Linked DNA regions of Homo sapiens: regions 2 and 3 are each linked to region 1. Evidence: read pairs that join two places in POLR2A ChIA-PET (ENCODE). Cell type or tissue: OCI-LY7. All regions are shown on one strand.

The links. Peaks named below come from ENCODE experiments on the same cell type or tissue, not always from the same donor. Only the 100,000 strongest peaks of a DNase experiment are listed, where the experiment ranks them.
Region 2: POLR2A ChIA-PET joins it to region 1 with 7 read pairs; 5 of 35 experiments call an interaction of 5 or more read pairs at or near these places.
Region 3: POLR2A ChIA-PET joins it to region 1 with 5 read pairs; 3 of 35 experiments call an interaction of 5 or more read pairs at or near these places.

What each region holds. Positions count from the first base shown.
Region 1 is chr20:36,906,769-36,910,768 of GRCh38, forward strand. All of the region lies in intron 11 of SAMHD1 (SAM and HD domain containing deoxynucleoside triphosphate triphosphohydrolase 1), which reads right to left. Among named protein-coding and RNA genes, the nearest start is that of TLDC2, 33 kb to the left of the region's middle. In OCI-LY7, no CTCF peak of the experiment used is centred here; a DNase peak (open chromatin) is centred at 2,033.
Region 2 is chr20:36,699,395-36,703,394 of GRCh38, forward strand. The region is part of intron 3 of NDRG3 (NDRG family member 3); the gene reads right to left. Among named protein-coding and RNA genes, the nearest start is that of NDRG3, 45 kb to the right of the region's middle. In OCI-LY7, no CTCF peak of the experiment used is centred here; no DNase peak of the experiment used is centred here.
Region 3 is chr20:36,767,134-36,771,133 of GRCh38, forward strand. DSN1 (DSN1 component of MIS12 kinetochore complex) reads right to left here. Exons shown (of 11, transcript NM_001145315.2): 3 at 3,740-4,000; 4 at 836-909. Among named protein-coding and RNA genes, the nearest start is that of DSN1, 4.6 kb to the right of the region's middle. RefSeq lists a silencer at 3,713-3,878. In OCI-LY7, no CTCF peak of the experiment used is centred here; no DNase peak of the experiment used is centred here.

The sequences.
Region 1 (4,000 bases):
CTTTCTCCATATATATATATCTGTGCAATTTTTTTTTTTTTGAGACAGAGTCTTGCTTTGTCACCCAAGTTGGAGTGCGGTGGCGTGATCTTGGCTCACTGCAACCTCTACCTCCTAGGTTCAAGTGATTCTCGTGCCTCAGCCTCCTGAGTAGCTGGAACTACAGGTACATGCCACCACACCCAGCTAATTTTTGTATTTTCAGTAGAGATTGGGTTTCCCCATGTTGGCCAGGCTGGTCTCGAACTCCTGGCCTCAAGTGATCCACCCGCCTCAGCCTCCCAAAGTGCTGGGATTCCAGGTATGAGCCACTGCACCTGGCCTTTTTTTTTTTTTTTAAGGAGACAAGGTCAGGTTCTGTGGCCTAGGCTGAAGTGCAGTGGCGCGATCATAGTTCACTGCAGCATCAAAGTCCTGTGCTCAAGCAATCCTCCTGCCTCAGCCCTTGAGCAGCTGTGACTACAGACGTACACCACCATGCCTGGCTAAATTTTTTTTTGTTTGTTTTTGAGACAGGGTCTCGCTCTGTTGTCAGGCTGGAGTGAAGTGGCACGTGATCATGGCTCACTGCATCCTCGACCTCCTGGACTCAGGCAATCCTCACGCCTCAGCCTCCTGAGTAACTGGGACTATAGGCACATGCCACCATGCCCAGCTAAACCAAAAGCTAGTTTAAATGTAAATATAATTTGAAAAAATTAATCTTCCTGCCTTAGTCTCTTGAACAGCTGGGACTAAAGGCACATGCCGCCACACCTGGATAAAGATGACTTTTTTTTTTTTTTTTTTTTTAGACAGACTCACCCTGTTACCCAGGCTGGAGTGCAATGGTGCGATCTCAGCTCACTGCAACCTCCGCCTCCTGGGTGCAAATGATTCTCCTGCCTCAGCCTCCAGAGTAGCTGGGATTACAGGCGCCAGGCTGGTCTCGAACTCCTGACCTCGTATCTGCCCACTTCGGCCTCCCAAAGTGCTGGGATTACAGGCGTAAGCCACCATGCCTGGCTGACTTTTTAAAATATGGCATCACTTGCATTATTATGAATGAAAATTAAAAGTAAATATCTTCAGCTTGTTCAATTTTTTTTTTAACTTTTATTTTACTTATTTATTTATTTTATTTTTGAGAAGGAGTCTTGCTCTGTCATCCAGGCTGGAATACAGTGATGCCATCTCAGCTAATTGCAGCCTCCGCCTCCTGGGTTCAATTGATTCTCGTGCCTCAGTCTCCGAGTAGCTGGGACTACAGGCACCCGCCAGCACGCCCAGCTAATACTTTGTATTTTTAGTAGAGACAGGGTTTCACCATGTTGGTCAGGCTGGTCTTGAACTCCTGAACTCAAGTGATCCACCTGCCTCAGCCTCCCAAGGTGTTGGGATTATAGGCGTGAGCCACCCTGCCTAGCCTTACATGTATATTTTTAAAGAACAATGTATATAGTTCTTGTAATTTAATTTTTAAATTTTTTCTCTATCATTATTATTATTATTTGATACAGGGTCTCGCTCTGTTACCCAGGCTGGACTTCAGTGGTGCAATCTTGGCTCACTGCAACCCCGGCCTCCTGGGCTCCAGTGATCCCCCCAACCTCAGCATCCTGAGTAGCTGGGACTACAGGCACGCACCACCAGGGCTAATTTTTAAATTTTTTAGAAACAGGGTTTCACCATGTTGCCCAGGCTGGTCTCAAACTCCTGGGCTCAAGCGATCCAACTGCCTTGGTTTCCCAGAGTGCTGGGATTATAGGCACGAGCCACCTTGTCTGGCCTATTATTTATCTTTTGATTGAATTTACTGAAAGGTGTAATGTGAAGTCTGTCAAGTTGAATAATAAAAATTTGGGCTTGTATTTTACATGCCTTTTCCCCCCATTTCATTTTTCTAGTAATTCATTTTTATCATACTTTACAGAAATATCAATCTGCAAGGGGTTGGTAATTTTAAAAACTGGTTCTTCAAACACAGTTTAGGAGGAGCTAGTTTAGGTTTCATTCTGTCAGTGTGCAGCAAATAGAATCCAGCTGTGGTAGAACGGCAGCACTCTCGGCAGGAAGCTACGGTAGAGTGATTAGGCTGTGTCTTAGGTCACTTGGCTTCTGTTGTTTTTCTCCATTTTCAGAGCCTCCAGCCTTTCCACGGATTCTGTAAGCTATGTGATTGCTTTCCAATTTTATTTTTATTTATTTATTTATTTTTATTTATTCATTTTTGAGACAGAATCTTGCTCTGTTGCCTAGGCTGGAGCGCAGTGGTGCGATCTCTGCTCACCGCAACCTCTGCCTCCTGGGTTCAAGCGATTCTCCTGCCTCAGCCTCCTGAGTAGCTGAGATTACAGGTGCGTGCCACCACGCCTGGCTCATTTTTGTATTTTTAGTAGAGACGGGGTTTTACAATTTTGGACAGGATGGTCTCGAACTCCTGACCTCAGGTAATCTGCCTGCCTTGGCCTCCCAAAGTGCTGGGATTACAGGCGTAAGCCACCGTGCCCGGCCCAATTTTATTTTTAGTTAAACAGTTTCATAATTTGTAACTAAGAACTCTGACTGGTGTACACTTTTTGTTCTACTTCTTTTGCTTTATCTCAGTCAATACTTTCCCACATTAAAGAACCAGCTGTGGCTGGGCGCGGTGGCTCACACCTGTAATGCCAGCGCTTTGGGAGGCCGAGGCAGATGGATCATCTGAGATCAGGAGTTCCAGACCAGCCTGGCTGACATGGTGAAACCCCGTCTCTAGTAAAAATACAAAAAAATTAGCTGGGCATGGTGGTGGGCGCCTGTAATCCCAGCTACTCAGGAGGCTGAGGCAGGAGAATCGCTTGAACTCAGGAGGCGGAGGTTGCAGTGAGCCGAGATCGTGCCATTGCATTACAGCCTGGGCTACAAGAGCAAAACTCTGTCCACCCCCCTCCAAAAAAAAAAAAAAAAAAAAAAAAGAACCACCTTTACCCTTTACCTCTCTTTCCTCCTTTCCACACTAAGCTGCAGATTTTGTTTCTGCAGAAGTGTGGACAGATGTTCCTGGCATCTTGTGTTTTTATAATGAAAATAATGTTAAATGGCCAAGTCAGTTTTTTGGTGTTCAATATTAGTCCAGGTATGAGTTAAATAATGACAAGTCTGGGCAACATAATGGGACCCTGTCTCTACAAAAATTAAAAAAATTACTCAGGTGTGGCCGGGCGGTGTCTCACGCCTGTAATCCCAGCACTTTCGGAGGCTGAGGCAGGCGGATCATGAGGTCAGGAGATCGAGACCATCCTGGCTAACAAGGTGAAACCCCATCTCTACTAAAAATACAAAAATTAGCCAGGTGTGGTGGCGGGCGCCTGTAGTCCCAGCTACTCGGGAGGCTGAGGCAGGAGAATGGTGTGAACCCGGGAGGCAGAGCTTGTAGTGAGCCGAGATTGTGCCACTGCACTCCAGCCTGGGCGACAGAGCAAGACTCCGTATCAAAAAAAAAAAAAAAAATTCCCAGGTGTGGTGGCACATGCCTATAGTCCCAAGTAGCCAAATCAGCTACTTGGCTGAGGCTGAGGCAAGAGGATCACTTGAGCTCCGGAGGTTGAGGCTGCAATAAGCTGTGATGGCACCACTGCACTCCAGCCTGGATGACAGAATAAAATCTTGTCTGAAAATAAATAAATAAAAAAAAATTAAATTTAAAAGTTAAATAATGGGCCGGGCGTAGTGGCTCACGTCTGTAATCCTAGCACTCTGGGAGATGGAGGCGGGTGGATCACATGAGGTCAGGAGTTCGAGAAGACCCTGGCCAATATGGTAAAACCCTGTCTCTACTAAAAATACAAAAATTAGCTGGGCATGGTGGGGCATGCCTATAATCTCAGCTACCCAGGAGACTGAGGCAGGAGAATTGCTGAAACCCAAGAGGTGGAGGTTGCAGTGAGCCAAGATTGTGCCAGTGCACTCCAGCCTAGGTGACAGAGCGAGACTCCATCTCCAAAAAAAAAAAAAAAGTTAAATAATGTATATTGAGTAC
Region 2 (4,000 bases), 210 kb before region 1:
GCGGGGGGAGGCAGCAAGAAAAAGGGAGAGAAGGAGAAAGTGTCTGCCATATGGAGTGACACTACAGGCAAATCCAAGTTAAAGAGAGCGTCCGACAACTTGTCACCTTGACAATCTGGTTGCTGGAACCTGTCTTCTGTCAAACTCAAACCTTCAGTAGGGTCCTGCTTAAAGATTCCAGTTTGGCCACTGCTGAGAACTGAGGGAAACACCAGTTTATACTCTGGCTCTACGCATAGCAGGACCTTGCCAAGGCCCGGTAACTGATGGTAACTGGTGGTGGTGGTGGTGGTGGTAGGGTGTGTGTGTGTGTGTGTGTGGGTACACACAGGAGGTGGATGGGGATGAGACAGTGAGCTGCCAGGGAAGGTCAGGAGAAGGATGGTAAAAAGGGAGATATAACAGGTGGGGGTAAAAGACAATACTTTAAAAGTAGATGAGGGAGGCCGGGCACGGTGGCTCACATTTGTAAAATCCCAGCACTTTAGGAGGCTGAGGCAGGCGGATCACGAGGTCAGGAATTCAAGACCAGCCTGACCAACATGGTGAAACCCGTCTCTACTAAAAATACAAAAATTAGCCAGGCGCGGAGGCAAGCGCCTGTAATCCCAGCTACTCAGGAGGGAGGAGAATTGCTTGAACCCAGGAGGCGGAGGTTTCAGTGAGCCAAGATCACACCGCTGCACTCCAGCCTGGGTGACAGAGTGACAATCAGTCTCAAAAAAAAAAAAAAAAAAAAAGTAGATGAAGGAATAGGGCAAAGTTACTACTTTGTTGCCATTTCATAATCTGGATGATATTCAAAAGTAAAATTGGCTCCTTACAAAATTTCAACTTTTTAGGGATATCTCAGCCCCTACCATGCCATAATATGCCCTCAAGTCATGTAACAACAAAAGTATCCAAGAGTCCTAGGCCCTGATCATTGCCCTATTTGGAGCAGCCCCTAGTTGTCAATGTCTCAAAGTTCTTCATTTTCAAAGTATGTGAATGTAAATATGCTTAGCAGAATAAAAAACAAAAAGAAAGGAAGCACTCACCTCCATGGTGATTGGCATGCATATTTTTCGTGACCTTGTGAATGAACAGCTTGAAAAAAACTCCATCTGAAGATGAATGTGCAGAGACCCTGGCTAAGGAGCTGATTCAGTTGTCAGGCCACTGCAGGGAGTAACGTGCTGTTGCTACCTTTTTGTCTTAGTCAATTATCATCTGTTTTACAGGCTCTCTATCCAGTTATCTCATCTCCCACCCCAGCATTCTAGAGTGTGACTACACAATGAGCCTGTGCTCAAAGAGCACAGTCTAAGGGAGCATCTGATAGGCTCTGGTCATAGATCTCTCCCATCTCTCCCAGCAGTTTCTTTGCTTTTCCTTTTCTTTCTTCTTTTTTTTTGAGACAGGGTCTCGTCATTGTCTCCTAGGCTGGAGTCCAGTGGTGTGATCATAGCTCACTGTAATCTTGAACTCCTGGGCTCAAATGATCCTCCTACCTCAGCCCCCCAAGTAGCTTGGAGCACACATGCTTGCCATCATACCCAGCTAATTTTTAAATTTTTTGCAGAGATGGGGTCTCCCTATATTGCCCAAGCTGATCTCAAACTCCTGGGCTCAAGTGATCTTCCTGCCACAGCCTCCCAAAGTGCTGGGAATATAGGCATGAGCCACCATTCCCCGGCTCTCCCAGTACTTACTGATTATTTATTACCTCCAAGGCTATGCACTTCTTGAACATAATCCCTTTATTCTCCATGTTTATAAAACAACATGAAATCATAAAGGTCCTTGACATACTTCTCTATTCTGGACTGTCTCTCCCACCTAATGAAAGCTGTAGTCTTAAACACAAGGTCTTTTTAAGGTCAGGCAGGATGGCTCAGGTCTGTAATCCTAGCATTCTGGGAAGCCAAGGTGAGAGTATCACTTGAGGCCAGGAGTTCAAGACCAGTCTGAGCAACAGAGCAAGACCCCATCTCTACAAAAAATATATATATTTTCTAATTAGCCAGGCACGGTGGCATGTGCCTGTAGTCCCAGCTACTCAGGAGGCTGAAGCGGGAAGATTGCTTCAGCCCAGGAGTTCGAGGTTACTGTGAGCTATAATCACGTCACTGCACCCCAGCCTGGGTGACAAAGTAAGACCCTGTATCTTTTTTTTTTTTTTTTTTTTGAGATGGCGTTTTGCTCTTTTTGCCCAGGCTGGAGTGCAATGGTGCGATCTCAGCCCACCACAACCTCCGCCTCCTGGGTTCAAGCAATTTTCCTGCCTCAGCCTACTGAGGAGCTGGGATTACAGGCATGCGCCACCATGCCTGGCTAATTTTGTATTTTTTAATAGAGACAGGGTTACTCCATGTTGGCCAGGCTGGTTTCGAACTCCTGACCTCAGGTGATCCACCTGCCTCGGCCTCCTAAAGTGCTGGGATTACAGGCGTGAGCCACTGTGCCCAGCTGAGACCCTGCATCTTTAAAAAAAAAAAAAAAAAAGCCTTTTAAGAATGTAAGAGTTTAAGATATTACCATTATTTAATAACCAACTTTCACTTTTTTCTTGAGCCCTCTGACTTCAATAAATGTGTTGTCACTGGAATGACACGATCTGACTTGTCCCATATTTCTAAACTTAACTAAATCATGCTAAATCACTAAATCATGATCATTTCATGCCTGTTACTATTTCTTCCTCTTTCTGGCTAGTCTGAACTAGTTTAGTTATATTTGCATGACAACATACTCTGGGAAATGTCAACTTTTTTTTTTGAGACGGAGTCTTGCTCTGTGGCCCAGGCTGGAGTGCAGTGGCGTGATCTTGGTTCACTGCAAGCTCCGCCTCCTGGGTTCACGCCATTCTCCTGCCTCAGCCTCCCAAGTAGCAGGGACCACAGGTGCCCGCCACTATGCCGGCTAATTTTTTTGTATTTTTAGTAGAGATGGGGTTTCACCGTGTTAGCCAGGATGGTCTCGATCTCCTGACCTCATGATCCGCCCACCTCGGCCTCCCAAAGTGCTGGGATTACAGGCGTGAGCGACCGCGCCCGGCCCCAATATTTTTATTAGTATGAACTGTTATTGTTTCCAATAAGCAGGCTACTGTATGAGGCCTGGGTATAGTTTTTGTTATACAAGATTTTTGTTTGTTTGTTTTTGAGACAGAGTTTCACTCCTGTCACCCAGGCTGCAGTGCAAAGGCTCAATCTCAGCTCACTGCACACTCTGCCTCCCGGGTTCAAGCCATTCTCCTGTCTCAGCCTCCCAAACAGCTGGGATTACAGGCACCTGCCACCATGCCCAGCTAATTTTTTTTTTTTTTTGAGATGGAGTTTCGCTCTTGTTGACCAGGCTGGAGTGCAATGGTGCGATCTCGGCTCACCTCAACCTCCACCTCTCAGGTTCAAGCAATCATCCTGCCTCAGCCTCTCAAGTAGCCGGGATTACAGGCATGCACATGCCTGGCTAGTTTTGTATTTTCAATAGAGACGGGGTTTCTCCATGCTGGTCAGGCTGGTCTTGAACTCCCGACCTCAGGTCATCTGCCCACCTCAGCCTCCCAAAGTGCTGGGATTACAGTTGTGAGCCACCAGACCTGGCCTAATTTTTGTATTTTTAGTAGAGACAGGGTTTCACCATGTTGGCCAGGCTGGTCTCGAACTCCTGATCTCAGGTGATCTACCCGCAGAATTATAAGCAATCTTTATTTTTATGCTTTTCTAAGTTTTCTAAATTTGTTTCTGATTATACACAAAATAAGTGTTATTTATCTAAAGCAATATATCATATACACATATAAATTACAGCATCTGTCTCAATGCTGTCTCTAATATACATATATGTATACTACACGTGTATATATGTATATCATATACATGTATATTAGAGAGTGTTGGGACAGATGCTATAGTTATCTGTAATATATCTATATAGTTTACATGTATGTGTGTGGATATATATACCCACACACACATATATATATACATATATACTCAACATAGTGAGACCCTCG
Region 3 (4,000 bases), 140 kb before region 1:
TCTCTACTAAAAATACAAAAAAAATTAGCGGGGCATGGTGGCGCGTGCCTGTAGTCCCAGCTACTCGGGAGGCTGAGGCGGTAGAATCGCTTGAACCTGGGAGGCGGAGGTTGCAGTGAGCCGAGATTGTGCCACTGCACTCCAGCCTGGTGACAGAGCAAGACTCCGTCTCAAAAAAACAACAAAAAACAAACAAAGAAAAAACAAAAGACTTTTTGTTGCTTGGACTACAGATTTTGACTTTCGGTTCAGGAAAAAAAAAAGGTTATTTAATTCACACAAATTACCTGCTTATCTAAATTGATGTAAGCACCTGGTAGCCACATAATACACAATACACCTTAAAAAAAGGCTGGGCACGGTGGCTCACACCTGTAATCCTAGCACTTTGGGAGGCCAAGGTGGGTGGACTGCCTGAGCTCAGGCATTCAAGACCAGCCTGGGCAACATGGTGAAACCCCGTCTCAACTAAAATGCAAAAAATTAAGGGCTGGATGCGGTGGCTCATGCCTGTAATCCCAGCACTTTGGGAGGCCGAGGCAGGCGGATCAGGAGGTCAGGAGATCGAGACAATTCTGGCAGACATGGTGAAACCCTGTCTCTACTAAAAGTACAAAAATTAGCGGGGCGTGGTGGCATGTGCCTGTAGTCTCAGCTACTCGGGAGGCTGAGGCAGGAGAATCACTTGAACCTGGGAGGCGGAGGTTGCAGTGAGTCAAGATCATACCACTGCACTCCAGCCTGGGTGACAGAGTCAGGCTCCATCTAAAAACAAAAGATTGTCACAATAGCAGTTAACAAACACAAAAACATTTCCTAGTTATAAGAACCTTACCTGGAAACTGGAAAGCAGGAGACAGCCAAGCCGTTTGCTTTCTGCTAAATCGACACTGATAGACCGGCTGAGCTCTAACATAAAACATAGCCACATTTAAGGAGCTGGATAGTTACATAGTTAGCAACTAACAAAACTGAAAAATGTCCTCCCTCTTGATAAATCCAACTTAAGGCAAGAACAGCCTTCTTTAGTTAAAGACAGAATTCTAATTTTTGCAGGATCACTGAGGAATGAAGTTTACCCATTTGTTCATCTAAACTTAAAAAAAAAAAAGTTATAAGAATCTTTGTATTGGGCAGGTACGATGCTCATGCCTATAGTCCCAACACTCTGGGGCCGAGGCATGGGATCACTTGAGACCACGAGCTGGAGACTAGTCTGGACAACATGGTGAAATCCCGTCTCTACTAAAAACAGAAAAATTAGCCAGGAGTGGTGGCATGCGCCTGTAATCCCAGCTACTCCAGAGGCTGAGGCATGAGAATCAAAAGGGCTCAGGAGGCGGAGGCTGCAGTGAGCCAAGAGGTTGCAGTAGCTGAGATTACAGGCATGCGCCACCACACCCAGGTAATTTTTTGTATTTTTAGTAGAGACAGGGTTTCCCCATGTTGGCCAGGCTGGTCTTGAACTCCTGGCCTCAAGTGATCTGCCTGCCTTGGCCTTCCAAAGTGCTGGGATTACAGGTGGGAGCCACTGTGCCTGGCCACATCTGAGCTTTTTTATAGGACAGGCACTGCAATGTGCTTTAAACACTCTGTACTGTATACTATAAGAAGAGTACTATTATAAAGTTCCATTTTACAAATGGGAAAACTGCAGCTCTGAGGGGAAATGACTTGCTTGAGGCCAGAAACTGGAAATCGGTGGAGCCAGAATTCAAACCCAAGTCTCTCACCGATATCTGTGTTTTTCCCTCTATTACCACACTGCCTCTCTATAATGACCTCATAATAGCATTAATAACTAACATTTGTTGAACACTTGCTATATAAAAAGCATTTTATGAAATGCTATATACGTATTTCATTAAACCTTGAGGCAAGTATCCTATGAATTCCATTCAGATAACAGATAATGACACAGGCACAAAGTAATAGGTCACTTGCCCAAGGTCATAGAGTGAGTTATTAGACTGAATTGGGTGAGCATTTTACATAATTATGCAACTGAATCCCTAACCAATCGCAAGATGTAGATACCGTTTTTTAAAATTATGTCCACTTGTAAACAATTACTACATAGCAAAGGAATTTTGCTTTGTGAATTATGAGAGCTACATGTCTTTTTGCCCTCTAGCTTCAGCTGGTTGTGTTTTTAAAGTTCTTGTCTCTTAATTGTCACTGCTGTTAGTCAAGAAAAACAGGATACTTTCTGCCTATAACCAAGGAAACCTGACAGGTTGCCAGAAATAACCAGGCAAGAACCAATCTTATTACACTGATGCTTTTCTGTTTAAGTCTAAATACTCCGGCATAGAGCTAAAGGTAGGGCTAATCTTGGGATGCACTGATGTTTTCTCAGCACATTTAGGGACTAAAGTACATGGGCCTTGTGGCAGCAATTTTCTGATGTGCTAAGTGCCTATCTTTACCCAGATTTCCTTCTGTGCATCAGACCACTTGGAAATAGGACGATACCTTAAAACTAATCACAGTAGCTTAACATTTCAGGGCTTACTATGTCCCAAGTACTGTGTTATGTAAGATAGGTACTATTTCATCTCCAAGTTGCTGATGAGGACCTTAAGACAAAGAAGGTTAAGTAATTTACTCAACATCACAGAGCTAGTATAGTCTTCCTGAAATATGCAAGCTTTTCCACGTTATGTTCTGTACTTTGATGCTAAGATATAGTTACTATTGTAAATTCACACAAAATGACACAAATCACGTTCTGTATAGCATCCCTAAAAACTGTTTTTCACTGTAGATACACACACACACACACACACACACACACACACACACACAGAGAGAGAGAGACAGAGAGAGAAAGAAAGTGAGGCGGGGGTGGGTGGGGTGCAGGGAGGGAAGAGGGAAGGGAGAGGGGTGGGGTGCAGGGAGGGAGGAGGGAAGAGAGAGGGGATAGGGAAAAAGAGACAAAGTTTTTTAGAGACAGGGGTCTTACTTTGTCACCCAGGATAGATTGAGTGGCGCAATCATAGCTCACTGCCTTCTTGAATTCCTGGGCCCAAGTGATCCTCTTGCCTCAGCCTCTCTCCAGTAGCTGGGACTACAGGTACGTGCCACCATGCCCTGCTATTTTTTTAAAAACTTTTTGTAGAGATGGGGTTTTGCCATCTTGCCTAGGTTGTCCTCAAACTCCTGGACTCAAGCAATCCTCCTGCCTCCCAAAGTGCTGGGATTATAGGCATGAGGCACCGTGCCTGGCCCACTCTAGATATTTGTATGTGCATCTTCCCTCTGAGGTATTTCCAGTTATAAAGGCTAAAATCAGGTATCAACCCAACTATCTTCTGCTCCACTTTAGGGTATGAGACAGAAAACCACAGAAAGAAATCTTTAATGTTTCTCACCCTAGCAGAGGTGAGTATTGAACAATTAGAAATTTATTTGTGGCAGCTAATAATATAATATAAGTAGTAAGCCAGGTGCAGTGGCTCACGCCTGTAGTCCCAGCTACTTGGGAGGCTGAAGTGGGAGGATTGCTTGAGCCCAGAAGTTCAAGTCCAGCCTAGACAAAACAGCAACATCCTGTCTCTTAAAAAGAAATAGCAGTAATACTGAACATTTACTAGGTGTTTGACATCAGTACTTATAAAGTAGCAAGTCATGTCTATTCTCCCACACTTTCTGCCATACCTCACTGCCTCTTATCTGAGCTGGAACCTGTCTCTTATCTGAGCTGGAACCTCACTGTCTTGTGTACACAGCACCCCACCTGTGATGCCCTGGTGAATGGGATGCAGCGACTTCCGCCGGTTCGTTTCTTTCATACTTGCTCGCCGCCAGGATTGCCTCCTGTCTTGATAACTGGCAGATTGTTCTTGAGGAGACAAATGAAGGGACTTCGACTGAAGTCTTTCCTGGTGGCTGAGATCACAATTTCCCCCTTTTTTAGGGCTAGAGCCAAGGTGAATTCTTTCCTCTGAAACGCCTTGATTCATCTCCAGGGAGGCAGATGTTTTAGCAAACACTTCCA